Linked DNA regions of Mus musculus: region 2 is linked to region 1. A link is a loop called in an ENCODE intact Hi-C map of the cell type or tissue named here. Cell type or tissue: left cerebral cortex. All regions are shown on one strand. Links, peaks and the distances in the headings refer to the core of each region. The heading gives the core; the rest is flanking DNA. Region 1 has its middle 9.5 kb from the start of Cst7. Region 2 has its middle 11 kb from the start of Entpd6.

Region 1 (16,681 bases), core at 4,993-12,992:
ACTGAGAGGTTGGGAGTCAGAACATAATCCACGTGTTGTATTTCTAGCAGTAACCAGAGCATCAGTAGTCTAGGTGGGAGCAGGAGATGGAGCTAGGCTGGCTGCTTGGTCTTCAGGCCAGTGTGGTGCAGTACAAAGATAATTCAGGGATTTGAATTCCCCGCCTCTGTGCTACATAAAGTCTGAAAGCTTCTGCGGAGTCCCTAAGGAGAACCTCATCTTGTATAGTTCTTGAGATTGTTGAAAATAAAATGCAGAGTCCCATCCTCCAGTTATCCGGAGAGACGTTGAAGTCCAGCTTTTCAGGAAGCTTTGGGAGTGAGAACACTGCTTGCAAAAGAATGGGATCCTGTACGTTGGAATGGAAGATTCCAGGGAAGCAGGGGTATTGAGCGCCTGAATTCTCAGTGAAAGAGGTGGTGTCCTCAGTGGGCTAATCCTGGGTTCTGAGCATGAGTTAAGGTCAGCTGTGGTGAAGTCCCTGAGGTACCTAAGGACTGTGCCTGTCCTTAGGTCAGCATGTAGACAGCCCCTGGGTACTAAGGATGCATTTTGGCCAGGGTGGGTCATCTCCTACTTGCTGGAGCTACACATGCATAGGTTGCAGAGTGCAAGTGGTCTTTGAGGTACTGCCCTTGTCCTCAAGCCAGATTGTGGCACAGGGCTTGAAGTGGCAAATGTATGAGGTACCCCATGGTACTGGGCTTTAAGTAGACTAGCCTGGAATTGTTCCTTTGGATACTGGGCCTTCCATTGGATGCATTGTGCACATGGCCACCTGGGTATTGACTCTAACCTGAAAAGCATGCAGATGGGCTCACAAGTACCAGTCAATACTCTGGTGGACAGTTCTCAGCTGGCCCCCTGGGTACTGGGGCCTAACATGGAGTTCAGTGTGCTAGTGGCTCCCAGGATAAGGTACCTGAATTCAGCAATGAGGCAGTTCCCATAGGTAATGGGCTAGCCTTGAGGACATACGTGGATAACCCTCTTGATATTGGGTCTGCCCTAGGAGCAATGTAAGTTCAACAGCATTGTTACTGGTCCTCACTGTTTCCAGCATGAGCGCAGCCCTCAGTGTGCTTGTCCTTCCTTCCATGAAGTAAGTATAGAAGTCTTCTGGGTACTGAGCCTACATTAGGGAGCATCCTGTTTATCTGGTCTTCCTGGATACTGACCCTTCCATGACCATTATGATACGATAAACCCCCTTTGGTAAAGGCTTGTCCTAGGGGGAGGGGGACTGTATTCAAGCAGGTTCCTGGAGATGAGCCTTTTCTGGGATCCTCTTACAAGAAGCCCCCAGAGAACTGGACCTATACTGTGAGCACTGTAAGGGATGTCTCTGAGTACTGGGAATGTCCTTAGGATGTCACTGTAGGCAGCTGCTTAGGTAATGTTCCTGTACTTGGGACAGCAAGTGTGATGCCACATGGGTATGGACCTGACCCTGTCCAGCAACCTGAGGGATGTCTCTATGGTGGGTTAGAAGCCCAGACCCCTGTGTGCTACACTCAGATCTATGGTAGGCACCCAGGTTGTTCTCCATTTCACTGTGGACCTTCTTTGATGTGTCACTGGACTTTTCAGGCTGTATTGCTTAGTGTCAGCTACTACACATTGTTTCCCTTTTAGTTTTGATTTCTCACAAGATCTGAAGTGGAGAGGAGTGGTGGTGGTGGTGGTTCTGTCTTTGGGTTTGACAGAGACTTTCTCTCTTCATCTAGGTGGACTTATTTACTCAGGAGTCAGGGTGCTGGAAGCTCAAGGTCATACAAAACTTTCAGTGGCTCTAGGTTCTTGTGTGAATTTGAAGAATGAAATTCATGGGACAGAGAGGGTGAGTTTTAGAAAAGAGTTGTATTACTGGCTGCTTAGGAGAGAGAAGGCAGAGCTACTGGATAACAGGAGCAGGTTCCAGGAATAGTGCCATCAAGGGGTACCATCAAGCACCTGCTAGTCTGGCAGCTTTTTATAGGATCAACAGCAGGAAGTGGGGTGAGGCATGAGCGGTCACACAGTTGGCACTGGTTACACAAAGAGGAGAGAAGATGACAGGAAACCAGGACTTCCTTCTGGCATTTCTGGACTCTGGCCAAGGACAGAACTGCAGATAGGATCGCAGACCTTCTGGGAACTGCTGTTCTTTAGTGTCCATGCCCTAAAACTGCCTGGCTAGTTTTACTTCACATTTTCATCATTCCAGACCAGCCTTCTGAAGAGGTCACCCCAGCTGCTCTTTGCAGTGTAGGTGATGGTGATCTTACTGTTTCCTGCTTGAGTGGAGTTGTTTGGTGCGGCAGTTGGAGTGTCCCACCATGGACCTTTCTAAGGGACCTTGATAGTACATCACCAAGGCGCATCAAACTGAGAGAAGTGCCTGCTGTTACCTGTGCCAACCTGAGATCCTCCTTGACCAGGGGTACGGGTTGCCAACTGTTGAAAGCCTCTGCCGGCAGGCAGTAAGTGTGTACATGCAAAGTGGAAGCAGACAATCTGAAGAATCAAGTGAGTGTCCTCCTCCCTCAAAAGAGAGGAATTTCAGGCTAATACAATGTTGGCTATTTCCAGCTAGATCCCATGCTTTCCATCCTCCAGGATAAATGTGACCAGGCTCAAGTGCACAGATCTGTGTCTGGTTTCTCCTTTGTCTTTCCATCATCAGGGAACCCCCTGATGGTTCTCCCTTCATTAGCCACCTTGAAGAAAGGAAGTGCCTCGTTCCAACTCCCCTTCCCAATCATGTATGTATCATGTACAATTAGAGATAACTAACATTTTTGGATATGTTAGAGTCTTAGATCATGTAAAAACAAAGTCTTAGATCCAAAGAGAGCCATGAGCTAGAACTGATCTGGATACTTCTTCCCTCAGAACTAGCCTTCATGGTACCAGGAGGTGCATGTAACTTCCAAAAAAGGGAAGGAACCAACAGTTGTTCCAAACTATGACTACAACAATATGAACTATAGCAACAATCAGCATGACATTGATAACTCTAAAGGTGCGGTAGTACATGCATACTCTGGCAGTCATCAACAGCTCTCTAATCTGGACTTAAGACTTCCCTGCTCAACCAGAGAGAAACCAAGCCTGGTACTGGAAACCTAGCCAAGGACACAAAGCTAGTCATGGATCTTGGAGTACAAGAACCTATGTCTGCTACTTTATTAAACTAGCATAATCCCTAACATTCTAAATTTTTGTTCTTGTATGCACAGTTAAGTATAGCCCTCATCCTTCCTCAAGGAAATTTCTCTTTGCAACAGACAGAGACCATTCTAGAAAACAGCAACCAATCAAAATGCAAGGATGTGAAGCTCAGCCCCAAATGGGTACACCTACGAAACAACTCCTGCACCTATGGCTCAGGAAACATTGCAGAAGAGGGAGTGGAAAGATTGAAAAGCAGGAGAATCATGCAGTTTGCTGTAAACTGTGTCTCCTATAAATGGTGGAAGCAACACCTATAAAAAATCATCAGCATTGCTGTCTAAACATGAACTGAACAAGGATTCCAAGTCCAGGCATGCTGTTGTAGGTGGGTAAAAACTCATAATGTGCCGGTCGTGGTGGCGCACGCCTTTAATCCCAGCACTTGGGAGGCAGAGGCAGGAGGATTTCTGAGTTTGAGGCCAGCCTGGTCTACAGAGTGAGTTCCAGGACAGCCAGAGCTATAAACAGAAACCCTGTCTCGAAAAGCCAAAGAAAAACAAAACCAAAACCAAACAAAAACAAAAACAAAAAACCCAAAAACCCCAAAACCCAAAAAAACCTCATGATGCCTCAACCCTTAACAAAGAACTATTAGCAACTGAGGGATACTGACAGCTGCAGAAATGGTCTTTCTTAGGGATGAGCATACTAACTGGGCCTCAAATACTGAATTGCTAGCCTTGAAAACATACAGACAAGTACTGTTATACAGACTGAGCAGTTTGTGCTTATATTTTTGAATATATATATATATATGTATATATAATGTGATTTTTAAATATATCTATGGTATTATATATTACATGTATATGTTATGAATTTGAAAGAGCTGGGGGGATATATGAGGGTTTGGAGGTAGGAAAGGGAAGGAGAAAATTATACAAGTATAATCTCAATACATGAAAAATAAAAAATGAATACATTGAGTATAGATATAATGAAGTTTTTAAAAATTAATATTAGGTAGAGTTTGCAAAAGCCATTGCAGCATCATACTGGTTCCCTGACTGACTAGTAAATATCAGTTCCATGCATAATTATCATTCTTTTGTATTGGTTATTTTATTTGTTTACATTTCAAATGTTATCTCCCTTCCTGGTTTCCCCTCTGCAAACCCCCATCCCATCCCTCACCCCCTGCTTCTATGAGGGAGCTCCCGACTCATGCACCCACTCCTGCTACACTGCCCTAACATTACCCTATGTTGAGGCATCGGGTCTCCACAGGACCAAGGGCCTCCCCTCCCATTGATGCTAGATAAGGCCATCCTCTGCTATATATCCAGCTGGAGCCATAGGTCACCTCATGTGTACTTTTGTGGTTGGTGGTTTAGTCCCTGGAAGCTTTGAGGGGTTCTGGTTGGTTGATGTTGTTCTTCGTATGGGGTTGCAAACCTCTTCAACTTCAGTCTTTCCCCTAGCTTCTCTATTAGGGTCCCTGTGCTCAGTCTGATGGTTGGCTATGAGTATCTGCATCTGTATTGGTCAGGCACTGGCAAAGCCTCTTGGAGGACAGCCATACCAGGCTCCTATCAGCAAGTGCATCTTGGCATCAGCAGTAGTGTCTGGGTTTGGTGTCTGCAGATGGGATGGATCCCTAGGTGGAACAGTCTCTGGATGGCCTTTCCTTCAATCTCTGATCCACTCTTTGTCCCTGGATTTCCTGTGAGCTTGGGAGTGTCAATACTCCTGGGGGGCAAGTTTTTGCTGGGTGTGATTGGGGTACAGAGGGCTGTGGCACAGGGTCACCTCCTGGGTGCATATGGAAACTGCGTAAAATATGTTGAAACTTCAGAGCTTGCCTGATCGCACTTCACAAGACCCAGCAGCAGGGATCAGAGCACAGCACACAAAACCACTCTAGCAGGCTCCATAGTTATCATTCTCGTTGTCTCATTGTTATAGTAAATAAAAGGCTCTTGTTAAGATTTATGTGATGTGAAATGTCCAGCACAAGCTCATGTGTGAGTACTTGCTTTACCAGGCAGCACAGCTTAGGAAAGCGTGGAAAGCAGAGGAGGTTGGGCCTAGCTGTAAGAACAGGTAGACGGTTAGGGAAGGGAAAGAGCCAATGTATTTAGTCACTTCATAGATTCTTGTCTGGGCACCAGCTGCTCCCACCACCAGGCCTTCCGTACCTCTCAAAGCACGAGCCAAAATAAAGCCTTTGTCCCTTGAGTTGCTGCGTGTTATGTAGATGTTCCCTGTGAAATGGAAATCAACTAGTAGAGATAGCCCATGGAGACATGAAATGAGAAAAGGCCCAGGGGGATGTGCCAGCTGTGATTGAGCCACTGATGCTGTGATCTCATCAGGAGCCATGTAATTGTGAGGAATAGCAGACAGCTATCCGTGTAATGCACTGGCTGAGCCTGGTTTTTTATCATTGTGCAGAGAGATGTTTGGTGGCACCTGAAAGTTGGTGGTTGGACTTAGAGAAGTTGGTGATTGGTGTAGGTTTGGTTGTTGGTGATTGATTGGACTTTGACATTGATCATCTGCTACATTTTGTCATAATTAACTCCCCCTGACCCCCACCAGTTTTGTTGCACTTAGAGTCTTCTCAGTTTTTGGGCTATGCGACTTTATGCATTTGGAGACTTTTGAATTCAGGTTTGTCTTCTTGTTATGGTATATTGCTAAGTTAACTATCTTCTGTTTTTCTTTCTCTGACTTTGCATTTTATTTTTATCACTTTAAATTTGTGCTTGCTTTCTTTCTTCTTTCTTTCTTTCTCTCTTTCTTTCTTTCTTTCTTTCTTTCTTTCTTTCTTTCTTTCTTTCTTTCTTTCTTTCTTTCTTTCTAAGATTTATTTATTATGTGTAAGTACACTATAGCTGTCTTCAGATACACCAGAAGAGGGCATCAGATCTCATTATAGATGGTTATGAGCCACCATGTGGTTGCTGGGATTTGAACTCACGACCTCTGGAGCCATCTCTCCAGCCCCCTGTGCCTTCTTTCTTATTTTCAATTTTTATTGGTATGAATTAGTTGTACAAAGTGAGGAATTTCACTGACATTTACATACATGCACTTTTATCATGTAAACTTGGTCTACTCTGGTACTGTCTATCCCCTCTTTGATCTTCCAATCCCATCCTACGCCTCCCTTAACTTAAATCCACCTCTGTAGCACAAAGATTCCTAATATATGAGATATCATGATAATTTGTCTTTGTTACACTGTATTTATTAATCAAATACAGTAATCTCAATTTATGTCCATTTCTTTTTTTTTTTTAAGATTTATTTATTTATTATATGTAAGTACATTGTAGCTGTCTTCAGCCACTCCAGAAGAGGGAGTCAGATCTCGTTAAGGATGGTTGTGAGGCACCATGTGGTTGCTGGGATTTGAACTCTGGACCTTTGGAAGAGCAGTCGGGTGCTCTTACCCACTGAGCCATCTCACCAGCCCTTATGTCCATTTCTTGAAGCTGATAATTTTTCATTCTTTATGACTGCCATGTGTATCTTGCTCTTGCTTCTGTGTTTGTGCTTCTGTTTATATGTCAGTTGGTACATGTTTCATTCCATGAATTCCTGGGTAAATGTGTGTTGAATTTCTAAGTATTAAGTGCTCTCTTGTGTTTTGGGGTAAGTGTGAGAATGTGCATTACGTGTGCATGTAGATATGAGGGTATGCACAGGACCAAGTGAGTGTGCATGGAGGCCAAGGTCCACTGTCTTTCTCTAGTACCCTTCGTGTTACCATTTAAGACAGGGTCTTTTACTAAGACATCACGGATATGGTGATGGCTGGTGATTTCTGGGCCTCTTTCAGTCCCTGCCTCCACTCCTCAGTGTTAGTTACAGCTGTGCAGCACCACATATGGCTATTTATACAGGTGCTGGGGATCTGAACACAGAGCCTTGCACTTCCTTGGAAGGCAATTTGGTGACTGCTGCTGCTCTGCTGCAGTGGAGTTGGTGAAGGAAACAGATGCAATTTTAGTCTCAGATTTTCTTTCTTTTTTTTTTTTAAGATTTACTTATTTATTATATATAAGTATACTGTAGCTGTTTTCAGACACCCCAGAAGAGGGCATCAGATCTCATTATGGATGGTTGTGAGCTACCAAGTGGTTGCTGGGATTTGAATTCAGGACCTTTGGAAGAGTAGTTGGTGCTCTTAACTGCTGAGCCATCTCTCCAGCCCTGGTCTCAGATTTCTTAATATCAAATAAAGTAAGCAAAGCATTGTAAACTGTGAGATTGCCAGTCTGAATGACTGCCAGAGATAAATGAAGGAGGCAAGAAATGTTTTCCAGGATTCTTCCATATAAGATGAGAAGATTAGAAAAGATACAGTTTTTTGAGCTGAGCATTTTAGTGTTACCCACAGCTTGACTGCTAGCTTTGCTATTTACAGTGCGTGTAATCTGGACCAGTTAGCTGACTTCTAATGACCACTTCATGACTAAAAACATTGGCTCTTTCCCTTCCCTAACAGTGTACCTGTTCTTACAGCTAGGCCCAACCTCCTCTGCTTTCCACACTTTCCTAAGCTGTGCTGCCTGGTAAAAACAAGTGCTCGGGGCTTGTCAAGATTATGTAAGAAACTTCATGTGAAATCTCACTGCATCATTTGTTGCAAATGATAATTACTCTCCACAAAACTAGAGTAGAAAGTTGTCTACTTCCAAGGCAATACCATATGTATCAATGTATTCTGCAAATGTTACTGAAATGGTATACACTGCTTTGACTACATGAAACTGCAATGTTTTGTTTTTTTCTAAAGTCCACATTTTTAAAAGATATATTTTTATTTTATGTTATATGTGTGTTCCTGACTATATGTATGTGTACGTGTATACCTGTATGTGCAGGTGCCCTTGGAGGTCAGAAGAGGGTGTCACTTCCCCTGGACCTGTCAGTTACAGTCAGTGTGAATTGCCTAATATGGGTGCTGGAAACTAAGCCCATGTCCTCTGCAAGAGTAGTATATACTCTTAACCACTGAGCCAACTCTCCCGCCCATATTTATAATTTGTTTGTGTACATGTGTACACACATGCTTATCTGTGTTTACTAATGTATGCACAACCAGACCAATGGACACATATGGAAGTTGGAGAACACTTTGTGAGAGTCTGTTCTTTTCTTCTACCATATGGATACAAGGATTAAACTGGATTTGGACTCACAGGTCCAAAATTGTGTTGTTTGTTTCATACTGAGAAGTATTTGTGGGACAAGGTTTTATTTTTACCATGCCAGGTATAAGAAATCTCATTTTCCAACTAAATAATATGTTCTGTAGAGCACATAGAAGACATCATACACAGACACATGCATGCACATATAATAAAAAGTAAACTAAGTCTAGAAGAGTGGTTCGTATGGTGGGTGAACAGACTCCCATTCCAGCTTTCATGATGACTGTCAATTTCCCTTAAGCATTTGCCTCGGTTTCCTCATATATATGAGGGAGATAATGGCACTCAGTGGGATACTGTTGTTTATAATTTCAAAACTTGTTTGGCCTTTGTTAATTTTCTTTCTAAAGTTTTGACAATTGGAGTGCACGAAATAGATTGGTAACATACAGACTAATAGGGGGAAAATAGAATTTATCACTTAATCAAGAAAGGAAAAAAATGGAGAAGCATTTTGGGTGCTTAACAAAGCATGGGAGTCTCTTCTTCAACCAGGCTTTAGACATTCCCCCTTTAAGATAAGCTCACTATTTGCTTGTTTGCTTTTTCTGTCATTTTCTTTCAAAGTCAGGTTCTCAGTAAGTAGCCAAGGCTGGTCTCAAACATACAGTCTTTGATCTCTCAGTATCTGAGTTTACAGGTATACACCACCATGCCTGGCTGAATTGGGCTTTTGTCTTGGGCCTCAGGATACGTACATTAAGGTGCAGGCTGGTGTTTAGACCAGGCTGACCACAGCTGGAGACACTGCTAGGTTTCACCATCTGTGCAAAGTATTTCTTCCCCCATCACACAGAAAATTGGATGTACTAACCCCATTCTAATAAAATAGCTTAATTTATCTAATATCAAAAATGAATTGCTGTTTTAGAGTTTACAGGGAGCTGCCATTTTCTTGGAGCCTCAAAACAATTCAAAGCTGCTTAAATTAGTGTCTCCCTGGTTAAAACCCTAATTACAATGCCTTTGTTTTTTGCTCCAGCTGGTATATCTACATTCAGAGTCACATGACTCAAAAGAGTGATTTGTGATGGCAAATATACACAAAGAAAGCCGATACTTCTAGAGAGAAGAAATAAGAAGTCTGATTGCTAGTCTTTGTTGTCAGCTTGACTATCTCTAGAATTAACTAAAACCCAGGGGGTGGGTATACTTGTGAGGAATTTTTTTCTTAATTAAATTATTTGAAGCGGGAAGATCTATTTTTAATCCAGATCTTTTGAGGTAGGAAGATCCACTTTTTCTCTGGCAGCCTATTTAAAGGACATGGCAGAAGGAAGCTTGTTCTCTCTTTGTCTGTTTGCTTTCCCTGGCAACTTCATTCCTACATGGCATTAGAGCTGGCTTCTTCAGGATCCTGGAATATATTGACGAAGAGCTGAGACATCCAGTCTTGTGGACTGAACCACTAGTAGATTCTTGGATGGTCTGTTAGTAGATAGCCATTGTTGGAATAGCAGGACCACAGCCTACAGTAAGCCATTCTAATAAATGGCTAACATATTTGTTTTTAAAATTCTGCACCACCAGAGAACTCTAAGTAATACAGAGGGTAAGAGAAATACACCACAGTGAAGATCTCACTATTCAGATACGCTCCTTAAGGTCAAAGTCGTCGGAAGCCATCTGAGTTACCTCTGCCTGGACAGGTGTCACATGTCCATCCCTCATTCCTGGAAAAGAAACTTCCCCATAGGGATGAGAGTTCTCAGAGAACCCCATCCACATTTAATTGCAGGTTCAAGTCCTGTACCAAAAGAGATTGGGTTCCCACTTTCACACTGTCTTCCTACAGAAAATCAAGATCGAGTGAGCTTTTGTCCTTCTGCTCCATGGGACATATCTGTCCTCCTTGTCTTCTCAATTGAAGTCATTGGTTCAACAAGTCAGACTTCAGCAGTTTCCTTAGTATAATTCAGTCTCCTCTCTATGGGGAGGTAGCCTTTGCACAAGTCTCCCCAGAAGTAGTGTCACACAACACACGTCCTTTTATCTTCATCGAATAGACAGAGCTTGGGAGATTTGATCATACATGCATGGCCTCTGTTTCTCTGTAAGAGCTGTGTGGCCTGCTGTAACTTTCATTTGAAAGCTGCAATGTGGCCATTTTCAGAACAACTCTGACATCTAGTGGCTGGTGCTGAGGTAGAAGATGGCTCTTGCTCCAGAGTTTATTTGAACCCAAATGTGACTGACTATGCCAGTGAATGTGGGTTCAGGTTGCCCCAAGTGACCAAGAATCCTTCATGGGTATATAACATTCATGGTCACGGGGAAAAAAGTCCAAAGTCAATGGAATCAACATATATATTGGGGTAAATGGGTTATAGCAGAGTAGGGAGACTATGCATTAGATTTCACTTGCTTTCTTACAGCAAGCAGAGCCTAGAGTTTGTGGGAGCTAGGGGCTTCCCCATACACTGAAAAAAAAATTGACCTTATAGTTACAAAGGTGCTGGATGCACATACAGAGGAGGATCATCAGTGGCCATTGAAGTGTGTGAAGATGACCAGAGACACTTTGGGCTGTAACATTCCACTTTATAAGAAGTATCACACTTTAGTCAGTGACTCACTGCTAAGAATCTTCAAAACAGGCATGGCATTGCCAGAGAAATTATGTGGAAGACCCATCTTAAAAATTCATCCTTAACTGGGAACCCCACACAGCCTAGCAGAGGTGGGCCCTATTCACCCAGCAGAGCAGACACACATCTTCCTTCCTGCCCACAATTTGGCCTAGGGGTAGAGCCAGCCCTCCAGACCCTCTTCCACACCCAGAGAAAATTTGACTCTCAGGAGGTCTGTCAGAAATAGGCTAACAGGTGAGATACCTTCCACCCCAATACCTGGCCTAACTGAAACCTGTACCGGGCCCAGTGTAGGCAGGACCTTTTCTCCTTGTTGGTGCCACACCATCCTTCTGGTCTATAATTGTGCCCAGGAACAGATCAGTGCTCTAGCACCTCTAAGCCTACACTCAGAGACAGTTTGACTCCTAGGTGGTATGTCATAACCACGTTTGCAGAGATAGCCTGACTCAAGGAGGTCCATCATAAGGAGGTACACAGGAGAGGCAGGATCCAGTCAGAGACAGCAAGGTCAGTTAACACCTGAGATAACCAGATGGCGAGAGGCAAGCACAAGATCATAAACAACTGAAACCAAAATGGGACTGGGTACCATCAGACCAAGTTCTCCCACTACAGCAAGCTTTGGATACACCAATGCCAGGGACTCCGGTGGAGTCAGCTTGACAGATGAAAGTCTGAAAGCTTTCTCATGAGGAAAAAGTTTCAAGGAAACTTACTCCCGGATCTTTGGCTATTTCCCTAACCCATAAAATTAATTTTCCAAATCCACTTTAGTCTAGTGTATGGATCCACGTGCACTCTATATAGCTTTACCTTATAGTAAATGCCTTTTAAGATTGTATTCTAACATAGCTAAAGCCTTTTCCCAGTGTTCTTAGACTCCAGATAGCAGCAAGGAGTTTAACCCATTCAGTAAACAATTAAGCACTTGTCATTTTACTCAGCAGTTTACAGATAGAGACTAAAATTCTCACTGAGATAGAAATTCTTATTACAGACTACATTCCATGCCAAGAGCAAATTAGTATACTATACTGAAAATAGACAGTCTTCAGATATAGATAAGAATTAACGAGGCCTAGAGAATTTTGGGGTCAGTGACACTACATTATTCTTGAGGCATGTCAAGAGTCAACTACCCTGAGGCAATTAACTCTAAGTGTAAAACTCTTGCCTGGCAGAAAGTGCTAATCTCTAATGTAAACATTTATCTGGTTCCTTTTGAAGTCACTCCTTTTGCACCTGGAAAAATTCAATGTGCCTTGTTCTGCAATTTATTCTGTATTATAAAAGTCTGATGCTCGACTGGAAAATTACATTCAGATTCAACACGACTCTCGTGTATCTGTCTGTCACTACATCTTATCTTGCCCATCTACTCTAGAGACCCTTTCCTACGCAGGCACAAGGGACCAGAGGGCCTGCGGCAGATGGCGCCTTCGAACAGGGACACCAGAGTAGATTAGTCTTTTCTTTTCTTTCTTTTTTTTTCTTTCTATTCTTTATTTTCTCAGGCAAAGATAGGACCTCGTTGACCGTGCTGCAGGCGGGCTGATCGTAAATCAGTTAAGAAACGAGTAAGTTTTTATCATGGGGCAGTCAAAATCAAAAGGGAATATTAAAGCATGTGTAGATGCCTCACTGGCTGTAATGCAGGAATTAGCTTACGCCACAAAAAGGAAAGGGAAGAAATTCGGCGCTACGTGTGGAATTACATGTTTCGGTTGCAAGAAACCGGGGCACCTGAGAAAAGATTGTAAAAATCTCTCAGGAGACAAGAAGAGCATTCCTTTGGGTCCCTCCCAGTGTTGTGACAAGCACTGGAGAAGTGAATGTAAATCAAAGTCCCATAAGGATGGGACTCAGCTCACTAGAGAAGCTGGAAAGACAAAGAACTATAGAACTGCATGTTTCGGTTGTGAAAAACCGGGGCACCTGAGTAAGGATTGTAAAAATCCCTCGGGAAACAAGAAGGGCCTTTCTCCAGGTCTGTCCAGGCTGCGGTGGAAACCTTGGGGGAATGATTGCAGATCAAAGTCCCATAAGGATGGGACTCTGCTCACTAAGAAGCAGGTAAGGCGAAAAACTAAAGGGGCAGTCTCTTAGCCCCGTTCAGAAACTGTGGAGCTCATTATAGGACACAGTTCCAGTTATAAGAAAAACTTCAAGTTGTGGATTCTGATACTTTAGGCTAAATTAAAAGTTATGGTTAAATTATGGTCAAAGTATAAAAAGAGACTTCATAAAAGTCAAAATATAGGTCACTTCTTACTGTTACCTTATTTACAATTTCCCAATCCTACATTTTGCTAAAAATTCGTAAAAAAGGCTTTATTGAAAGTTAAGTCATCTCCTAAAACATATATAATTCATTCCATAAATGGTATTTTTGTTGGTTGCAGAAAATAGCGTTTTTGCAGGTGACTATAAAATATATGACTAAGTGTGGACTGATGATGGCTTCAAAAAGATTCAACATGGTAAACTTTTAGGCTATTTGAGACATTTAGTGTATAGAGGTTGTTTTCTTAAAAATTTGCCCTCAGATTAAATAAATTAGAAGTTTGGATGCTTGCCAGAGCTGCTAGAAAATTCTGGATTTTAATCTTGATTTGACAACCTGTCTCTTACAAGCAGGAAAAGAAAAGAAAGGGATAAAAGAAAATGGATTTTAGAATTCTCCCAGGGACAGAGAGAAATCGGGGGACGCCCTGTTTCATTCTCTCTGGCCCCTATAGGAGAAATTCTCTACCCCCTTTATGTATTGTCTAATGTTTGGTGCACCAATCATGTCAATTCATTCTTTTGTTTCGTTGTCTGAATGATTGTGTCGTTGTCTGAATGACTGTTTTATGTTTCATGTTTAAAAATAAATAAATAAATAAAACAAAAATAAATGGTTAAAACTTTACCTGCTGATTCACTCTCAGTCTGCACATAGGAGGCTGAGAGAGAGCCTTCACTATAGCCATAAATCAAGCACAGCAAGAGAGGCCCTGCTAGAAATTGTTTTTAAAGAAAAGGAATCTGCAACCTCTTAGTTCTAAGACAAATAAGCTGATAGTTGTTTTTTCCTAAAACTTTCTCTGCAAGTTTGTGATTATTGTGTCTAACATATGACAAAGTGTGTTTTATCTTACAAGTATAGCTATAAAAAGTAAAATTCTTTGATTGATCTAAATTTATAAGATTCATGTAGCCACTCCATTTGGTTTTTTATTGGTTTTAAAGGTATAAATATGATCTACATATTTTAGTCATAGAAAATTGGTTTATAAGTTATTTGGGTATAATTAAAAGGATGTAACACTGGTTATAAAGTTAACTTAAAAGTAGTAACTCAGAGCCAGAGTCATTTTCAAACAAAAGCACCTGGCATAAACCAGCCCAGAGAACTAGTCCTCTAAAGATACTTCTAAATTGAGATAACATTTTGTGTAATTCTTATCCTAAAAGATAGACTTATAAAGATAAGATTTTAAAACAATGTCTCTTTAATGAAACATTAAAATTTAAACTGTCATACATTAATGAAAATTTTGTAACGTAGTAGTGATGTTTTTAGTATTGATTTTAAGGAGAATAAATTGTTTAAAATTGGGTCTTGCTTTCCAAAAGTTATAGATATGTTCTAATATTGCAACAGAAACTTAAAAATTCTGGTTAAAATTGCCAGTGTCCCATTGACTGCAGTTTGCAGTTTAATCAAAAGCTTAAGACTTTTAACTCACCCATACTTAAGATTATTACTAGAATAATCAACTTATAAGAGTGCTAATGCTGCTCACTTGGGACATTCAGCCATACAAAGCAAAACAGAATTAACTAGAAATATTCATCTTTGTGCAGAAATTAGACCCTCACACAATCAGTTTGACTATGGCTGCGGCCTTGTAGGACCATAAAAGGTCATAAAAGAAAATGTTTAAGGTATAAGTCATCTTAAGAAAGATTGTCCAAAATCAAAGGCATGGACAGACAGTTAAATTGCTCCTCTGAAATCTGTCCTCATTGCAGGAGGGCCAAGATACTCAAATTAAAAAATATATACATTTGTGTTGATACAAAGCTTAAAGCAGCCTCAAAAAGGCTTGTGCAAAGTTTTTTACGTTTTACAGACTGCGCCTAGAAAAGTTCTTGAAACTTCACCCTCCCTGCCTTCAGGGGAATTTCTTTTAGCTAAACAACATTTTTTCTTTTCAGATCTACCCAAGTGTTGTTCATGATTAAGTCTAAATTCAAGATTTATAAAAGGTCAATCAGGCTATAAAACTTATAAAGGCATTACAAAATAACTTGCCTACTTCATGTAAAATTATTATAGATTTAAAAGTCTATTTTTTCCATTTATAAAGAGTTTACTTCTAGTAAACTGGTAACCATTAAAGATTTTTACCCCTAGGTACGGCTGATATAGTCTTATATTATGTAAGAAATTTTCATTGTCCAGGCTTCAATACAAGAAGCAAAAAGTTTAAATCTTTCAGTATATATTGTTTCCTAAGTGGAAAAGTATTTTATTAGCTAATGTCTCTAGAAGAAAAGTTTAAACTTCTGGGAAATAGTTGTTGCTTCATAAGATTCAGAGACAATATCTTTCTTTATATTTAGGGCTTTAGTTATACTGAAAAATTGATACATATTTACTTCAAAATTTTATTTTCAAAAAACTTCCAGGAGATGTTAATTGACTAAGACCTCACCTTAAATTCACCACAGGAGAACCTAAGCCTTTGTTAGGTACTATCAAGTGAGATTCAAATTAACTGGTGAGAACCAAAAAGGCTTTAACAGAGAATAGAGAAAACTTCTGTAATATATTGGTATCTATTGTAATTAATGGTAATCAAATATTAGCTACATATTCTAGTTATTGTTATTAAATGTGTCCACAGCTATTCTTTGACAAGAGAAAACATTAATATAAAAATCATCCTTCTTCACCTCAAAGTTTTAACATCCTATTATATATAAGGCTGCTGTGGTACTAATTAAGAATTAAAAATTCTTTTTTCCAAACAGCTATTAGTTATTACAAAATATTGATATTTGACCTATTGCATACCATCATTTTAAATAAAATTAATATTCATCCTAAAAATAAGCTAATTGCTTATTATACATGCTTTTGTAAATTCATACATACATGCATCCCATTTACTGTATTTAAAAACAACCTTTCTATGGAAAGAAAAATATATGTAAATTGGATCACATGTTTATTCTTTTGAGTTTCTGCCTACTTCAGCACAGATAATTAAATTATGTGCTGTAGATAGTGTTTTAAAATGTTAAAGATTGCCTGGTAAAAACCTCTTAAGGCAATGCCACGCTAGATTTCTATCCCAGGTAAATTATAGATCTTATACAAAAATAATTGCCATATAACCTCATTCTTTACATCATCAAAATAGTAGTGGTTTGAGATAATAATTTGATATTTATAATAAATAAATAAATAAATAAATAAGTAAATAAATAAATGTGCATGTCATATTGTAAAGATTTGATCTCAGTGTCCTCAGTTTCTACCTGTTCCACACATTGGTATTAATTCTCGAGGATGTATACTTAATCAATTATTACAAATAGATACTTTTTAATTTTACAAAAATAAAATATGCACATGTGACTATTGATAACTTTTTAAACTTTCTAATTACAACTGCTCTAATAAAATAGCAACTAAAAGTATAGTTGCCTGTG
Region 2 (16,681 bases), core at 5,112-13,111, 180 kb before region 1:
CAACACTGGGATGCATGGCAACAAAGTGTGGCTTCCTGTCTTTCATGTCTTCCTTCCTTATCCCTCTATTGGTGTTTCCTGGGGTCACTGAGTGGGTGAGCGGGATTGGTGTCAGACACTTATAGATTATAGGTCATTTAATATAATACCAAAAAAAAAAAATCTAGTCGCCTCTCTGATTTCTTTTTTGTTAGAAAAAAAAATCTGATGGTTCATTTTTCAATGATGCCTTGAGCCAGCTTAGGTGCAGCTACCAGAAGACACAAGACTCCTGCTAATGCCTGATGGTCTAGTTAGTCCCCTCCACCCAAACTCTGCTAAGCAACCTCCACCCACACTCACCACACAAACTTGCAATTTAGAGTAGAAAATTACTAATAGCCAAGTTTGCTTGCAGGGTCATGCATCTGATGATAAACTTTAAAATAAACAGGAGGTGAAACATAGAGATAAACCCATGTATGGTTGTTGAGAAAAGACAAATGTAAGGGATTAGAGGGGAAGATAAGATCCAGATGGTGCCTAAGATTGCACCCTCTTGGCTGTTCAAAACCAGGAGGAAGGTGTAGCAGGTGTGTAGTGGCAGGACCACCTCTATGTAAATGCCGGCAGGAGTGGGGGTGGGGACTCGAAGTATCTCCTGCAGGAGGACCTAATTGAGGACTGCCTGAGAGACCAAGGACTGCTGGCAGACAATGCCAGCCAATCAGGAACTGTTGTTTAGAAGCGCTGCATCTTGGGACCAATGGGGCGCAGGTGGAGGGTATTAAAGGAGCTGCTGCCGTGTTCAGATGAGCTTCCTGCTCTTTTTCTCACCTGCTCCCTAGTCTGTGTCGTTGACTCCACACCATCTCACCTTCAACCCCCAAGGGCAGGTAGGGTGGGGCAGCAAGTAGTCCTGGGCGCAAGCAGGAGGAAGGGTCATGGTTTAGGGCATATAAAGATTGCTCTTTGCCCCGGTAAACATGCCTATAATTCTAGGCTGGCACAGGTCTTTCCAAGGTCATAAAGTAACATACCTCAATTTCACTACTCTGAGTTTCCAGTGCTCTTATTTGGAAGTGCTCATTGTTTCTCACATTTATTCTTTATCATTATATAGTCTTATTGTGAAAAGATCATTGTTTCTTATAGCTATTTGTCTGGACATGTATGCACATATGCCATGGCACACTATGTGTGGTCTGGGGGATTGAACTCAGCTCGTCAGACTTGGCAGCATGTGCCTTTACCTGCTGAGCCACGCCCCCAGCCCACCTCTGTGATTCCTTCCTCAAATTATTGCTTTCCCAACCATATATATTCTTTGTAACTCCTCCAAAACCTCAGGCCTACTTTTTACGGTGAGCCTTGCATATCAGAGCCTAGGTAGAAGAAACAAGTGCTTAGCCCTTGCTCTCATGACGCTGGCTATTATTCTTACCTGTCACTCTAGCCCTTCTGTGGGTTCTGTGGGCTTCCTGAGGCATGGTTCTCCAGAGGGCACCCTGCAGTGCAGTGACAACCTGGCTGAGACAAGAAGTACAGCTGTAAAAAACGCTGTGACACCTGAGCACTTTATTAAATACCTTGGTGAGCAGAGATTGGTGGAATTGCCCTGTTGATTCACTGCTGTCTCCTCCCCAGGAAGATGCTAACATTTTACCCGTAAGTGTGATGCCACCCATTGTCAGAGTTAGAAAAGTCTCCTCTCTTTTTAGTTCAGGAGCATTCTTTTTTTTTTTAAATTTTTTTGTTTTATTTCTTTCTTTTTAAAAGATGTATGTATGTATGTATGTATGTATTAATTATATGTAAGTACACTGTAGCTGTCTTCAGACATTCCAGAAGAGGGCATCCTATCTCATTACAGATGGTTGTGAGCCACCATGTGGTTGCTGGGAATTGAACTCAGGACCTCCGGAAGAGCAGTCAGTGCTCTTAACTGCTCAGTCATCTCTCCAGCCACGCCCCCCCCCTTTTTGAGCGAGGTCTTACTATATAGTCTTGGTTGGCATGGAACGGACATTGAAAAGCAGGATGGTCTCAAACTCAGGGATCTGCCTACTTATGCTTCCAGAGTGCTGAGATTAAAGGTGTACCGAAACATAAGGCTTTAAAAACATTTATTTGTTTTATTTTATGTGTATGAGTATTTACCTGTGTGTATGTAAGAAGTACACTGTGTGTGTACCTTATGTTCAAAAGGCCAGAAGAGGGTGCTGGAGGCCCTGCTACTGGAGCTATGGACAATTGTAAGACATCACATGGGTGCTAAGAACAGAATCTGAGAGCCGAGGCGGAGGCGGAGGCAGGCAGATTTCTGAGTTTGAGGTCAGCCTGGTCTACAAGGTGAGTTCCAGGACAGCCAGGGCTATATAGAGAAACCCTGTCTTGAAAAAACAAACAAACAAACAAAGAACAGTACCTGAGTCCTGTGGAAGACATGCTCCTAACCTTGAAATCATCTGCCCAGCACAGCCCCCAATAATTTAATTGTATTATTAATGTGGTGAATTAAGTTCTAACACTGAGCCATTTTACATTCCCAGTACAAGGCATATTTGAATGCATCCGCTGGATTTAGTTAGTCAAGATGGTATTTTAAAAATCTTTTAAGTATTCAAGGATTGAATTTTCTGTGTCTTGAATAGTTGATAAACTATGCCTATTTTGGGGGATATTTGGAATTTCTGATTCCATTTTTAAGGTTAAGTTTTCTATTTTGCTTCCAAGATATTTTAGTCTCTTTAACGAAAATTTCCCACTTCACTGTTTCTATCTTTATTGGAATAACATTATGCACAGATTTTCTTCTAGTTGGAGCTTCCATTTTCCTCAAAACATTATCTATCTACCTATCTATTTATTCTCTCTCTCTCTCTCTCTCTCTCTCTCTCTCTCTCTCTCTCTCTTCTCTTCTCTTGTTTCAGAACTTTGGACATTTCGTTTTCTCCCTTTCAGCAAAAACTGACTTTTGGCACTGTTGAGCTTCTCCATAATGTTTCATTTTATAGTATAAGTTTAATTTTCTTTTGTTCTAATTTTTATACTTTCTTTTTGTCCATTTTTGTTTTTCTAACTTTAGCTAAATGTTTTCCATTAACTTACAGCCTGCCTTCTAATAAATGCATTTAAAGCTTTATATTTTCCTAGTTAGTGTATGTGTATCTGACTGAGTTTGTGTGTGTCTGAGTTATGCTATCCAGGGCTTGCTGTAGTAGGAGAACTGAGTTACGATGTTGCCATATTGTATTGGCTTCTATTTATTACGTTCCTGTGCTTACCTTTCACCATCTAGTTGTCTCTGGCTTTCTATTGACCTGAGTGTTTTGAGATGAAGCAGGTCTCTTGAGAAGCAGGCACAACTGTTGGGTGGGGACTCTGCAACTGCTGCTGGTGTGGGCAAGGATGAGAAGGAAGATGGAGCTCTGACTGGGTGGGGCAGAGGCCACAGGTGCTAGGCTTGCTGGGGTCCCTGCAGGTGGGGGCAATTGGAGCAGGGGGCTGGGTTTGTTCCACTTGTGTGTGCCTGGGTTAGAGCTGGCCTCTGGAGAGACAGGCAGAGCTTTAGGGTGGGGCACTGAGCTCGATGCTTGGGATCAGCCTCTGGTGCAGGTGCAGACCAGAAGGAATTTTGGGTATTTTTGAAACAGGATCTCACTATGTAGCTCTGGTTGTCCTGGAACTTTCGTTGTGAACCAGGCTGACCTCAAACTCACAGAGATCCACTTGCCTTTGCCACTGGAGTGCTGAGATCAAAGGTGCCCTTGTGTACCATGCTTATAGTATCTTGGAGGCCAGAAGAGGGTGCTATACTCTCTGGACCTGAAGTTACTGCTGCCATGTGGGTGCTGGGAACAGTACCCAGGTCCCATGGAAGAGTAGCCAGTGCTCTTAACCCTTGAGACATCTCTGCAGCTCCATGTGTTTGTTTGTTTTTTTGTCCTTGTTAAGTACTTGGATCACAGGATGGAGAAAGGATTGCTCTTTTTCCAACCTACTCACAAAATCTAATAATCACAGACTTATTTTTTAAATTTTACCATTCTTTTCTGATTAGCAACACATGGTTTGGCTCGAACACTGAAAGACACACAATATGACCCCACAATTTCCCCAGTCCCCTCTTTCTGGAGATGACTGCTACTAACAGTTTAAATCTGTTCCTCAGAGGTGTTTTCTGTGTGTCTGGCTTGTTACTGTCATTTCTCTCCTCCTTGCTCTTTCTTTTCTTTTCGAGAGGGTCTTGGTACATTGCTCAGGCCTGTCTGGAGCATGTTGTGTGGCCTGGAGTGCTTGAACTTAACCTTCAGCCTCCTACCACTGTGAACTCGGGTCTGTGCCACCAGGCCCGACTGACGTCATTTCCTTAGCAAGCATTAGGTGTCAGTATAAGACTACACAAAGGATAGAGCCAGCAGCAGCATGCCACAAATACATATGTATGCATATATTCATATAAGTAAATGAGTAGGGAATTGGCTGAGTTAAAAATCAATTATAAAATGAGTTCTGAGGTCTGAACTGGGGACTCATAAGTATTTACTTTATGGAGAAAATATATACTGCTAGGATATATATATATATATTAAATTGCCCATAAAAATGAAAATATAAAACAAAATAAAATACCAAGTTGTTCCCTGGCCAGATTTCCTAATTATTTCCCCCCAGATCATGTGATTACACCAGCCTCAGCCCTGTAAGCTATTAGTGTCTTGCGATTTAAACGTATGTGAACAGGAATCCCGTAGTATCAAAGGACTCATGGAGGCTCTCTCACTTTTTCCATGTTTGTATTTCTCCTGACTTTAAAAAAATGAACCGCCGGGCGTGGTGGCGCACGCCTTTAATCCCAGCACTCGGGAGGCAGAGGCAGGCGGATTTCTGAGTTCAAGGCCAGCCTGGTCTACAAAGTGAGTTCCAGGACAGCCAGGGCTACACAGAGAAACCCTGTCTTGGGAAAAAAAAAAAACAAAAAACAAAACCGGAACAAATCTGTTCCGCATCTGCACACTCTCCACCTCAGTGCCTGTGACAGGTCCTCGCTCTAAGCCATTTCTCCCATTGTCTTGCAGTGAGGTTCCAGGTACAGGCAAAGATAGTTTGTCTCTTTTCTTTATGGAGCAGGACCCCTGTCGCCTGTCAAGACTTGCATTCCACACGCATCCCTTACGTGCATTTTTCATTTGCTAGCATACCCTGGAGAAAACTCCTTAAAATTTGAGAGCTCTTTTGAAACTGAGCCATACTCCACAGGTGGCCAAGTGCTCAGATCTTAAGTGGCTTAATGGTTTTCACACAAGTTCACACCTGAGTCACCATCAACCTTTCGTGACTTAAGAGGTGGTATATGGCTATCCTGGATCCATGCCTGGTCATCCTTACCTGCTTTAAATCTCCAGCTCCGGATTTTAGCTGTTACCCCCTGAGAGGGCTCTCAGCTTCACCCACTGGGTGGCCCCATTCTAGAATGGCCAGTGCTAAACTAACTCTTTTATCTCTGTTATTCCCATTGTGACCCAAAGTCTGCAGGGAAAACAAACACACTTGCCAATATATTAAACGTGATTGTTACAAATACAGAACACCCTTAGGGAGGTCGAGTCCATCCAATAAATCATTAGGCAATAAAAGTGCGGCTAATACTAGACTGTGCAGGGCAGGCTCTAATTGCTTAGGAGTTCAATAGCCGTAATTAGTCTTGTTCATCTCTGTCTAAGACAGTCTCTTACACAGTTACAGTGGCTCATCAAGATCAGGAAAGTATCCAGGTGTGGTAGCACTCTCTTTAGGTATGGTTAGCTAGAGCCCGTGAGTTCAAGGTCAGCCTGGACCACAAAGTCAGACCCGGTCTCAAAAGAAAACAAAATCAGAAATTCAACACTCACACAAAACCAGACTCAAACTCACACTTCTCAGGTTTCACCAATGCCACCAAGGGTATCTTTGGTGGTCTGAATAGGACTGCCCCCCCACCCCCATCCCATGTAGTTATCTATTTAAATTTTAAATAGACAGGGCATCCAGGATATCTAAACAGCTCATTAAAACAGCTACACTAGCAAGAAGATAAATAGAAGGCCAGCAATCCTGAGAGATACTGAGCATCTAGGCATTAGGGAAGTGAAGCCAAAACCTTGATGTCCTAATTCACGTCCAGAAGGATGTCTATGAGAGAAGAAAAATATATAAAGGAAGAGACAAGAGTTGGTGAGGATGTAGGGAAATGAGACCTCTTATCCATTCCCATGGGAATGTAAGATGGCGAAGCCGCTGTGGAAAACAGGTTGGTGGTCCCTCAAAAGGTTGAAGGCAGAATTACCACCCCATCAAGCAGCTCGCCTACCAAGCAAATACCCAATTCCAGGAAACCCCAGATGCTCAAGCATGCAGTTGTCCACAAATGCTCATAGCAGCAACTGTTCACAGTAGCTAAAGGTCGACTCCATCTAAGCACCTCTCAGTTGAGGTATGGATGCACAAAGCATAGCATAGACACACAAAGGAATGCTACTGGAAAGGGAGGAAGCATTGGCATCACGATTTTGAAGACATCAGTGCCAAGTGAAGGAAGCCAGACACAGAAGGGCACAGAATTGATGTTTCTATTTATATGGAATGTTCAGAACGGGTGATTCCTATAGAGTCAGGAAGTAGTGTTTTCAGTTAATGTCGTTTATAACAGGAGATCTGATTGTGTGTTACAGTGGCCTTTCCTCATCTCCTTCAATGGCGAACAAACTCTCAGTATTTTCCCATGACCCTCATCTCTTGCTCGGTCTCCCCTTCACTACCTCTCCCTTTCTCCCTTTATTGGTACTAGGTATTGAATCCAGATTCTTCTTCACATTAAACACGAATTCCACCACAGAGCTGGTACTGCCTAGGAGTGTAGGAATAAGTTAATTTTCTCCACCAATTAAAAACCAGAAGGCAAGAAAAGTTAGAGTCAAAGTTTATTTGAAGAGAGCAAGGGCCAAAGTTTAGTTAAAGAGAACAGTTGTATTAGAGTTGAAAACAACAAAAACAAAACCAACCAATCAAAAATCAAAAACAACAACAACATCAAATCCCCCAAAACAAAGCAAAACCAAACCAAACAACAACAACAAATCGGACAGGAGAGTTGTAGATCTCAGCAGGTGCCGAGAGGAAGAGAAGGGGAAAAGCCAGGCTGTCTGAGTTAAGCAGGCTGCAGGAAAGATACAAGGTGGACAAGCAGCCTGGTGAGGAGAGCTTTAGAGAAAAAGTAAGAAAACCCGAGGTGCCAGGAAGGCATACTTAGCCTCTGGCCAGCATCAGAAAGAGAGAAGTGGAAAAAGGAAGAAAAGTGAAGGAGTTCCATCAAGACTCAGAAGGCCTGGCAGACCCAGCCAAGCCTCGCGGAAACTCTAGGGACTGGGCTACAAAGTAGCAACTCTGGGAAGGAAAGCACTTCGCCTCATCAAAGGGATAATTATTCTACCGATGTCTTTTGCATGGGATAAGGTGAGCTGCTGTCCTTGGGGTGGTCTCACTTTCCAAAGGGATAGTTGCCTGGCTGCAATGATTAACTTTGTTATGTTTTGGGTAGTTTGGGATTTTGGTCTCTATCCAGGCCAGAGGTTTCATCTTCTTGACAAGAAAGAACTAGTTTTCAAAACTTTGATGGGCCTTTTCTTTTGCTGTATCAGAGCTGTGCCTCAGCTCCTGACAGTTTCGAGGAGTTGTTTGTCTTAGTATGGGTTCAACTAACGATTACAGAGGTTCGATTCAGATTTTACTTATTTGTCAAGAATACCCTGAACAGAAAAGAGTGTACCACTCTGTGCTTCTGGTCAGCCTTGTGGCGTGGCTCTTCCCACCATCGACTGGCTCCTCCCACCATCGACTGGCTCCTCCTCCATCGGCCTCTCATTCGCCCACGGTTAAGGTGGCTTTACCAGACTCCTCATTGGTTAAGTTTCCACACTTTTGAAATCAGTAAGTATCTTCTGAAGAAATACTTTGAGACCAGTAAATACCCTCCCTGTCCCCATACTTTACAAACTTCTATCCATTAATCTCAAATACTGATTGGTGATCTTTCTCTCTCTCAAAAAAAGCACCTGTGTTATTGCAGCTACATTCCTGGTTCGGAGGCTGTTTAGTACAGGATGTCTCGGCCAGTGCTGAAGTGACATGTGAAAAATTTAAATCTATTTGTAGAAAAATCACACCTTGCACATGTGGGCTTAAAAGAGTAGGCTTGGTTTAGAAGTAATCCTCAGCCTCCTTAGATATTGACGGGCATATTAACAACCTGGTGATTTAAATAAAAAATATTTTATAGGAGTTGAGAAAAATGCAGATCATTTCATTTATTGAAGTTTCCTATGTATTAAAATAGTACGGGGCTTTCTTATACCCCGCCAGAAGCTCAGTAAGACAGACTTTTATACAGTTTAAAGCTGTAGGCCTTTTGCTGGGGCAGACTCTCAGCTAGCCTCTAACTTAACCTGATTTTCCGGTCTGTGTCCCCCACCCACGGGGCCAGCTCTTTACCGTTCTGCCCTTCCCTTCCATCCACTTCCTCTCTGGGTCTCATTCAATCTCTCCTCCTTGTTTCATCCTTCTCCTCCCTCCTCCCCCTCCCCCTCTCCCTCATCCCATTCCCTCTCCCCCTTCCCCACTTTCTCTTCCTCTGCCTGCCCGGAAGTCCCACCCCCATACATCCTGTCCCATACAATGAGCCCTTAATTATAAACAACCAGCAGCAAAGTAAGGCAATACCAGAACATCTCTTGGCTTGCCTTTGGACAATGAGCGATGCCTGACCTTCATGTTTTTGGGCAGATGTGAAAGGACAAGCACTTATAACCAGGAAGCTGCTGATGGGCCATAGAAGTGACAATACAAAAACCCTGCCAGCACTTAGCTCTCTGCTGTCACAGGATTAGCAATTGAAAATATAGAGACATACCTTCATACAATCTGAAGAAGGTTACCCCCACATTGAAATATAATAGCAAAAAGGATTTTGAACGTGATAAAGAAAATAGAGTTGCTATGGGGCTGGGGCTTGATTGTCTCTATGGAGAATCACTATAAATTTTATCAAAATCCCTACATATTTGAACATTTAAAAATTAAATGTTGGAGAAATATGAGTCACTGTAAAATTATGATATATTAATTAACAGGCAAAAGCTTTGAATAAGCTAAAATACAGTGCAATAAAGCTATGCCATCCAACCACAAGTAGCAGAGGGCATATTGATAACATGGTAGTATTAAAGGTGTGGTGTAGTCACGAATTAGCATTGGATGAAGCAGTTTTTTATTTTTGAACTCTGTCAACTCAAAATTGTAACAAGTTAACTTTTTATATAAAGTTTGGAGATTTCATCAATTTGTTGAGACCCTAAGATAGCATGACTCCTGTCTTCCATAAACTTGGATGGTGACAGTCATTATAAATAGCTTCCATTACGTTTTACAGAGGAAAGAACTAATACGATGCAGTCTGTCTGTACGAGAGCTGTGCCTGGCTGCTTGCCCACTCAAAGACCCCCACCCGCTCCTTGTTGTGACTAAAACAAATCACAAAGCTTTAACATTTACTAAGCAGGAGGTGACAGGTCTTTCCCATCTCTTTCTATTCATGGCTTCAAATTAATAATTAGTCATTTGAAAAATGAGCCAATCTGTCTCCTGGAAGGGGAGAATCCCTAGCCAAGCCAATTAGCATCTTGGTTCAGGCTGCCTTGGGAATTTAATGTAGTTTCATGGCCCATTTAAGGTCTCAGAATATTGTTGTGTCCTGAAGAGGGAAGTCATGATTGTTAACTGAGAGGAGGGCCCTGGGGACCCATATGCTGAGGATGCTCCTCCACTGGAGTGGCTGGTGAAGACCCTGGGGCCAGCAGCCTTTGTGAAGGCCACATGCCTACTCTATTCTTTCCCCAGGACTTAGCAGCTGGCTCTAGGTAGGGCCGGCCTTAACCACCAGCAGAGGGAGTGGCCACTGCCCCAAATAGCTGCACACTTGAGCAGGTCTTTTGTTTGCTCAGAAGACATTCAACTGCCCCTTGCCAGTTGGCCTCCGAACAAAGGAGGGTAGTGGCCCTGGGCAGGGCGGGCTGTCTGGGCCGCATATTGTTGAGGAGTGGAGTCTGCACACCAACAGCTTGTCAGTTGCCCCTTCCAAGGATGTGTGCGGAGAATAAACGCGAAGGGATGAGGGGAGGTGTGGGGAGTAGGGACCCAATCAGACAATTTAATTAGGGAGATTTAAAGAACCATAAGATTACAATACTGAGGGGAAACGGGGGATGATCTGCCTTTCTCTCTCACGAACAACCCATGTTGTTGATAAAGATTTTTTTCTTATTTTTTTTTTTTAAATGGAGACAGGGTCTCATGCATTCCCGGCTGGCCTTCAAATCACTACGTAGCGAAAGGTGGCGTTAAATTTCTGGGTTGTTTTTTTTTTCTGCCTCCATCTTCCAAGTAATGGGATTACAAGCACGTGTCAGCACAATTATACCTGATTCAGAATTTTCTCTTAAGTAAATTTCAAAGACTCCTGAATTTAACAACACCTACTGGGGAAAAATACTTTGAGTCATCTGACTTAAAAAAAAACATCTGCTTCTTGGGCTGCAGAGATGGCTCAGTGTACAAAGTACTTTGAACTTTTGAAATCTTAGTAAAATGATTGCATAAAATAGCTTATATTTACATATATTTAAATCATATTTTTTAGACTCTTACCACTTATTTAGGCTTTTATATCCTCAGATGTTTATAATTTAAATTATTTTTAGAATTTTAAAATTTATATAAACCTTTAAATTTTTTATTCAATTATTTATCATTAGATCTACATAAGTGGATGATTACTGAGAGAAGTCATTGCAAAGAAAATTCCTTTAAATAATAAAAGTTACATCTGAAACTTGTTTATCCTTTAATATGAAGCCTGTTAGTAATAAAAACCTGCCTTTTAATCAGCCTCCAAACGCTGACACCATTGCATACACCAGCAAGATTTTGCTGAAAGGACCCTGATATAGCTGTCTCTTGTGAGGCTATGCTGGGGCCTGGCAAACACAGAAGTGGATGCTCACAGTCAGCTATTGGATGGATCACAGGGTCCCCAATGGAGGAGCTAGAGAAAGTACCTGTAGTGGCTATTCCTGGTTGTCAACTTGACAATATTTGGAATGAACTACAATCCGGAATTGGAAGGCTCACCAGTGACCCTTATCTGGAGGCATGGAGATCCTTATCTGGATCTTGGTTTGAAGATCTTGAGCCATAGTGGCTATGGATTCCAGAAGATTGAATCTCCGAGTTTAAGGAACACACCTTTAATCTGGGCTACACCTTCTGCTGGAGACAATATAAGGACATTGGAAGAAGGGAGTCTAGCTCTTGCTCCTGCTCCTTCGCCTGCTTGCTGCGTGAGACTGAGTAACTGCTAGATCCTTGGACTTCCATTCACAGCTGCGACTGAACAATTGTAAGGAATTGGGCTGCCGACTGTAAGTCATCAATAAATTCCTTTACTATCTAGAGACTATCCATAAGTTCTGTGACTCTAGAGAACCCTGACTAATACAGAAGTTGGTACCAGGAGTGGTTCTAGAGTAACAGAAGTACAAGGATGAATCTTTTAAAATACTGGAATTGGCTTGTTGATCCACCAGCACTTTCAACTATTGAAACCTCTTCAGATTCTCTCCCTCCTGGGAGCTCAGAGAATTTTGAAGACCCATGGTTGAAACTATATTCCGAACTTAAAGAAGCTAATGACCTTGATTTTCTTAATGAATTAGGTGATTCAGTGCACAAAGCTTTCTACAAGATGGGGAAAAAATCGGAAAATGATTTTACTGGCTGGCTGCTATTAGTATCTGTGGAAAGAATGATGAATGAAAGGAAGGAGTTGTGTGATAAAATCGAAAGGCTCCAGACACAAGTAAACGATCTAAAAGTTGCTAAGTGTGTCCTTGAGGAGAATCTTCTCTCTTGTAGCAATAGAGCTCAAGTTGCAGAAAATCAAACAGAAACTCTCATTGTAAGGTTGGCTGAACTACAGCGAAAATTCAAGTCTCAGCCTCAGAGTTTGTCGACAGTTAAAGTAAGGGCTCTAATTGGCAAAGAATGGGATCCTACAACATGGGACGGGGATGTGTGGGAAGACCATGTTGAAACTGAGAATTTTGAATCTTCAGATTCTCAAGGGTTTGCCCCACCTGAGGAAGTAGTACCCTCAGCCCCACCCCTTGAAATAATGCCTTCCCCACATGAGGAAATTAAGTTTGCAGAGTCTGCTCACGGCCCACCAATAGTTTCTTCTAGACCTGTAACCAGACTCAAAGCAAAACAGGCTCCTAGAGGGGAGGTAGAAAGTGTAGTCCATGAGGAAATTCGCTACACTACTAAGGAGCTTAATGAGTTTGCTAATTCATTCAAGCAGAAACCTGGTGAATATGTGTGGGAATGGATTTTAAGGGTGTGGGATAAGGGTGGAAGGAACATAAAACTAGAGCAGGCTGAGTTTATTGACATGGGTCCTCTGAGTAGAGATTCTAGGTTTAATACGGAAGCTCGCATAGTTAAAAAAGGTGTCAAAAGTTTGTTTGAATGGTTGGCTGAGGTGTTTATCAAAAGATGGCCTACTGGAAATGACTTGGAGATGCCTGATATTCCATGGCTTAGTGTTGATGAAGGGATTTTAAGACTTAGGGAAATTGCAATGCTAGAGTGGATATATTGTGTAAAGCATAATTGTCCACAATGGGAAGGTCCAGAAGATATGCCTTTCACCAGCTCTATAAGACGCAAATTGGTGAGAGGGGCACCAGCACATTTGAAGGGTTTTGTTCTTTCCCTTTTCCTTGTGCCAGATCTTAGCATTGGAGATGCTTCTGCTCAATTAGATGAATTAAATTCACTGGGTTTAGTTGGATTCCGAGGTAACAAGGGCCAGGTGGCAGCATTGAATCGCCCGAGACAAGGTGATTCTAGTTATTATAATGGACAGCGTAGACAAAAGAATGTTTATAATAACATACCCAGTAATGGTCAGCACAGGAGAGGTGAAATTTATAATGGCATGACTCGGTTGGACCTTTGGTACTGGCTAACCAATCATGGTGTTTCCAGGAATGAAATACATAGGAAGCCTACTGCATATTTGTTTGATCTGTATAAGCAGAAAAATTCTCAAACAAATGAAAGAAAGGCTACATTAGATCGTGGTAAACAGCCAAATGAAAGAAAGGCTACATTAGATCGTGGTAAACAGCAATCTCGGCCAGTGAATCAATTTCCAGACTTGAGACAGTTTGCAGATCCAGAACCCCTTGAATGAAGGGGTGGCCAGGTTCCACTGAGGAAGGATCTTGATAAGACACTCAAAGGTTTTGCTGTTACCCTTTCTCCAGTTCTTCCCCAGAGGGACCTACGGCCTTTTACAAGGGTAACTGTACACTGGGGAAAAGGAAATAATCAGACTTTTCGGGGTCTGCTGGATACTGGTTCTGAGTTGACACTGATCCCAGGGGATCCCAAGAAACATTGTGGCCCTCCAGTTAAAGTAGGGGCTTATGGAGGGCAGGTGATTAATGGAGTTTTGACTGATGTCCGACTCACAGTAGGTCCAGTAGGTCCCCGGACACATCCTGTGGTGATTTCCCCAGTTCCAGAATGTATAATTGGGATAGATATACTCAGAAATTGGCAGAATTCTCATATTGGTTCCCTGAACTGTAGAGTGAGGGCTATTATGGTTGGAAAGGCCAAATGGAAGCCTTTAGAGTTGCCTCTGCCAAAGAAAATAGTGAATCAAAAAACAGTATCGTATTCCTGGAGGAATTGCAGAAATTACTGCCACTATCAAGGACTTGAAAGATGCAGGGGTGGTGGTTCCCACCACATCTCCGTTTAACTCTCCTATCTGGCCAGTGCAGAAAACAGATGGATCATGGAGAATGACAGTTGATTATCGAAAACTAAATCAGGTGGTAACTCCAATTGCAGCTGCTGTACCAGATGTAGTTTCGTTACTTGAGCAAATTAACACATCTCCTGGCACCTGGTATGCGGCTATTGATCTGGCAAATGCCTTCTTCTCAGTACCTGTCCATAAGGACCACCAGAAGCAATTTGCTTTCAGTTGGCAAGGCCAACAGTATACCTTCACAGTTTTGCCTCAAGGATATATTAACTCTCCTGCCCTGTGTCATAATTTAGTTAGAAGGGATCTTGATCGTTTGGATCTTCCACAAAATATCACATTGGTGCACTATATTGATGACATTATGCTGATTGGACCAAGTGAGCAGGAAGTAGCAACCACTTTGGACTCATTGGTAACACATATGCGTATCAGAGGATGGGAAATAAATCCAACCAAAATTCAAGGACCATCTACCTCAGTGAAATTCTTAGGAGTCCAGTGGTGTGGGGCATGCAGAGATATTCCTTCTAAGGTGAAAGATAAGTTATTGCACCTGGCCCCTCCTACAACCAAGAAAGAAGCACAACGTTTAGTGGGCCTATTTGGATTCTGGAGACAACACATCCCTCACTTGGGTGTGTTACTTAGGCCTATTTACCAAGTGACTCGGAAAGCTGCTAGCTTTGTGTGGGGCCTGGAACAGGAGAAGGCCCTTCAACAGGTCCAGGCTGCTGTGCAGGCTGCTCTACCACTTGGACCATATGACCCAGCAGACCCGATGGTACTTGAGGTGTCTGTGACTGATAGAGATGCTGTTTGGAGCCTCTGGCAGGCCCCTATAGGTGAATCACAGAAAAGACCTTTGGGATTTTGGAGCAAAGCTCTACCATCATCTGCAGACAACTATTCTCCCTTTGAAAAACAGCTCTTGGCCTGCTATTGGGCCTTAGTGGAAACTGAACGTCTGACAATAGGACACCAAGTCACTATGCGACCTGAACTACCCATCATGAGCTGGGTACTATCAGACCCTGCAAGTCATAAAGTGGGACGTGCACAGCAGCAGTCTATTATCAAATGGAAGTGGTATATACGTGATCGGGCCAGAGCAGGTCCTGAAGGCACAAGCAAGTTACATGAAGAAGTTGCTCAAATGCCTATGGTTTCTACTCCTGTTACAATGCCATCTGCTGCCAAGCATGCACCTATAGCCTCATGGGGTGTTCCCTATGATCAACTGACCGAAGAGGAGAAGACTAGAGCCTGGTTTACTGATGGCTCTGCACGTTATGCAGGCACCACCCAGAAGTGGACAGCTGCAGCATTACAACCCCTTTCTGGGACAACCTTGAAAGACACAGGTGAAGGGAAATCTTCACAGTGGGCAGAACTTCGGGCAGTACACATGGTATTACAGTTTGTTTGCAAGAAGAAATGGCCAGATGTACGATTATACACTGACTCATGGGCTGTAGCCAATGGATTGGCTGGATGGTCAGGGACTTGGAAAGATCACAATTGGAAAATTGGTGAGAAAGACATCTGGGGAAGAAGTATGTGGATAGATCTCTCCAAATGGGCAAAGGATGTGAAGATATTTGTGTCCCATGTAAATGCTCACCAAAAGGTGACTTCAGCCGAGGAGGAGTTCAATAATCAAGTGGATAAGATGACCCGTTCTGTGGACAGTCAGCCTCTCTCCCCAGCCATCCCTGTCATTGCTCAATGGGCACATGAACAAAGTGGCCATGGTGGTCGAGATGGAGGTTATGCTTGGGCTCAGCAACATGGGCTTCCACTCACCAAGGCTGACCTGGCTACAGCTGCTGCTGATTGCCAGATCTGCCAACAGCAGAAACCAACACTGAGCCCCAGATATGGCACCATTCCTCGAGGTGACCAGCCAGCAACCTGGTGGCAGGTTGACTACATTGGACCACTTCCTTCGTGGAAAGGACAGCGTTTTGTTCTTACTGGAGTAGATACTTATTCTGGTTATGGATTTGCCTTTCCTGCACGTAATGCCTCTGCTAAAACCACCATTCACGGACTGACAGAATGCCTCATCTATCGTCATGGTATTCCACACAGTATTGCTTCTGACCAAGGAACTCATTTCACAGCCAGAGAAGTACGACAGTGGGCTCACGATCATGGAATTCACTGGTCTTACCACATTCCCCATCATCCTGAAGCAGCTGGGCTGATAGAAAGATGGAATGGCCTTTTGAAGACGCAGTTACAGCGCCAATTAGGTGGTAACAGCTTGGAAGGCTGGGGTAGAGTTCTTCAGAAGGCAGTATATGCTTTGAATCAGCGCTCGATATATGGTACAGTTTCACCCATAGCCAGGATTCATGGGTCCAGGAATCAAGGGGTGGAAAAAGGAATAGTTCCACTTACTATCACTCCTAGTGACCCTCTAGGAAAATTTTTGCTTCCTGTCCCCATAACTCTGGGTTCTGCTGGCCTAGAAGTTTTGGCTCCAGAGAGGGGAGTGCTCCTACCAGGAGCTACAACAAACATTCCATTGAACTGGAAGCTCAGACTTCCCCCTGGTCATTTTGGGCTTCTAATGCCCTTAAACCAACAGGCTAAAAAAGGAATAACAGTGTTAGGAGGGGTGATAGATCCAGATTACCATGGGGAAATTGGATTACCTCTTCACAATGGTGGTAAGCAAGATTATGTCTGGAGTGTAGGAGATCCCTTAGGGCGTCTCTTAGTACTACCATGTCCTGTGATTAAAGTCAATGGGAAACTACA

The links. Hi-C counts contacts between places; a loop is a spot of excess contacts. Peaks named below come from ENCODE experiments on the same cell type or tissue, not always from the same donor. Only the 100,000 strongest peaks of a DNase experiment are listed, where the experiment ranks them.
Region 2: it touches region 1 in a loop (2.3-fold over the local background); 6 of 42 quality-filtered maps call a loop at or near these places.

What each region holds. Positions count from the first base shown.
Region 1 is chr2:150,552,594-150,569,274 of GRCm38, reverse strand. No RefSeq gene overlaps it. Among named protein-coding and RNA genes, the nearest start is that of Cst7, 9.5 kb to the left of the region's middle. In left cerebral cortex, for the core only: a CTCF peak has its summit at 10,521 (motif pointing left); DNase peaks (open chromatin) are centred at 9,645 and 10,496.
Region 2 is chr2:150,729,275-150,745,955 of GRCm38, reverse strand. No RefSeq gene overlaps it. Among named protein-coding and RNA genes, the nearest start is that of Entpd6, 11 kb to the left of the region's middle. In left cerebral cortex, for the core only: a CTCF peak has its summit at 9,932 (motif pointing right); no DNase peak of the experiment used is centred there.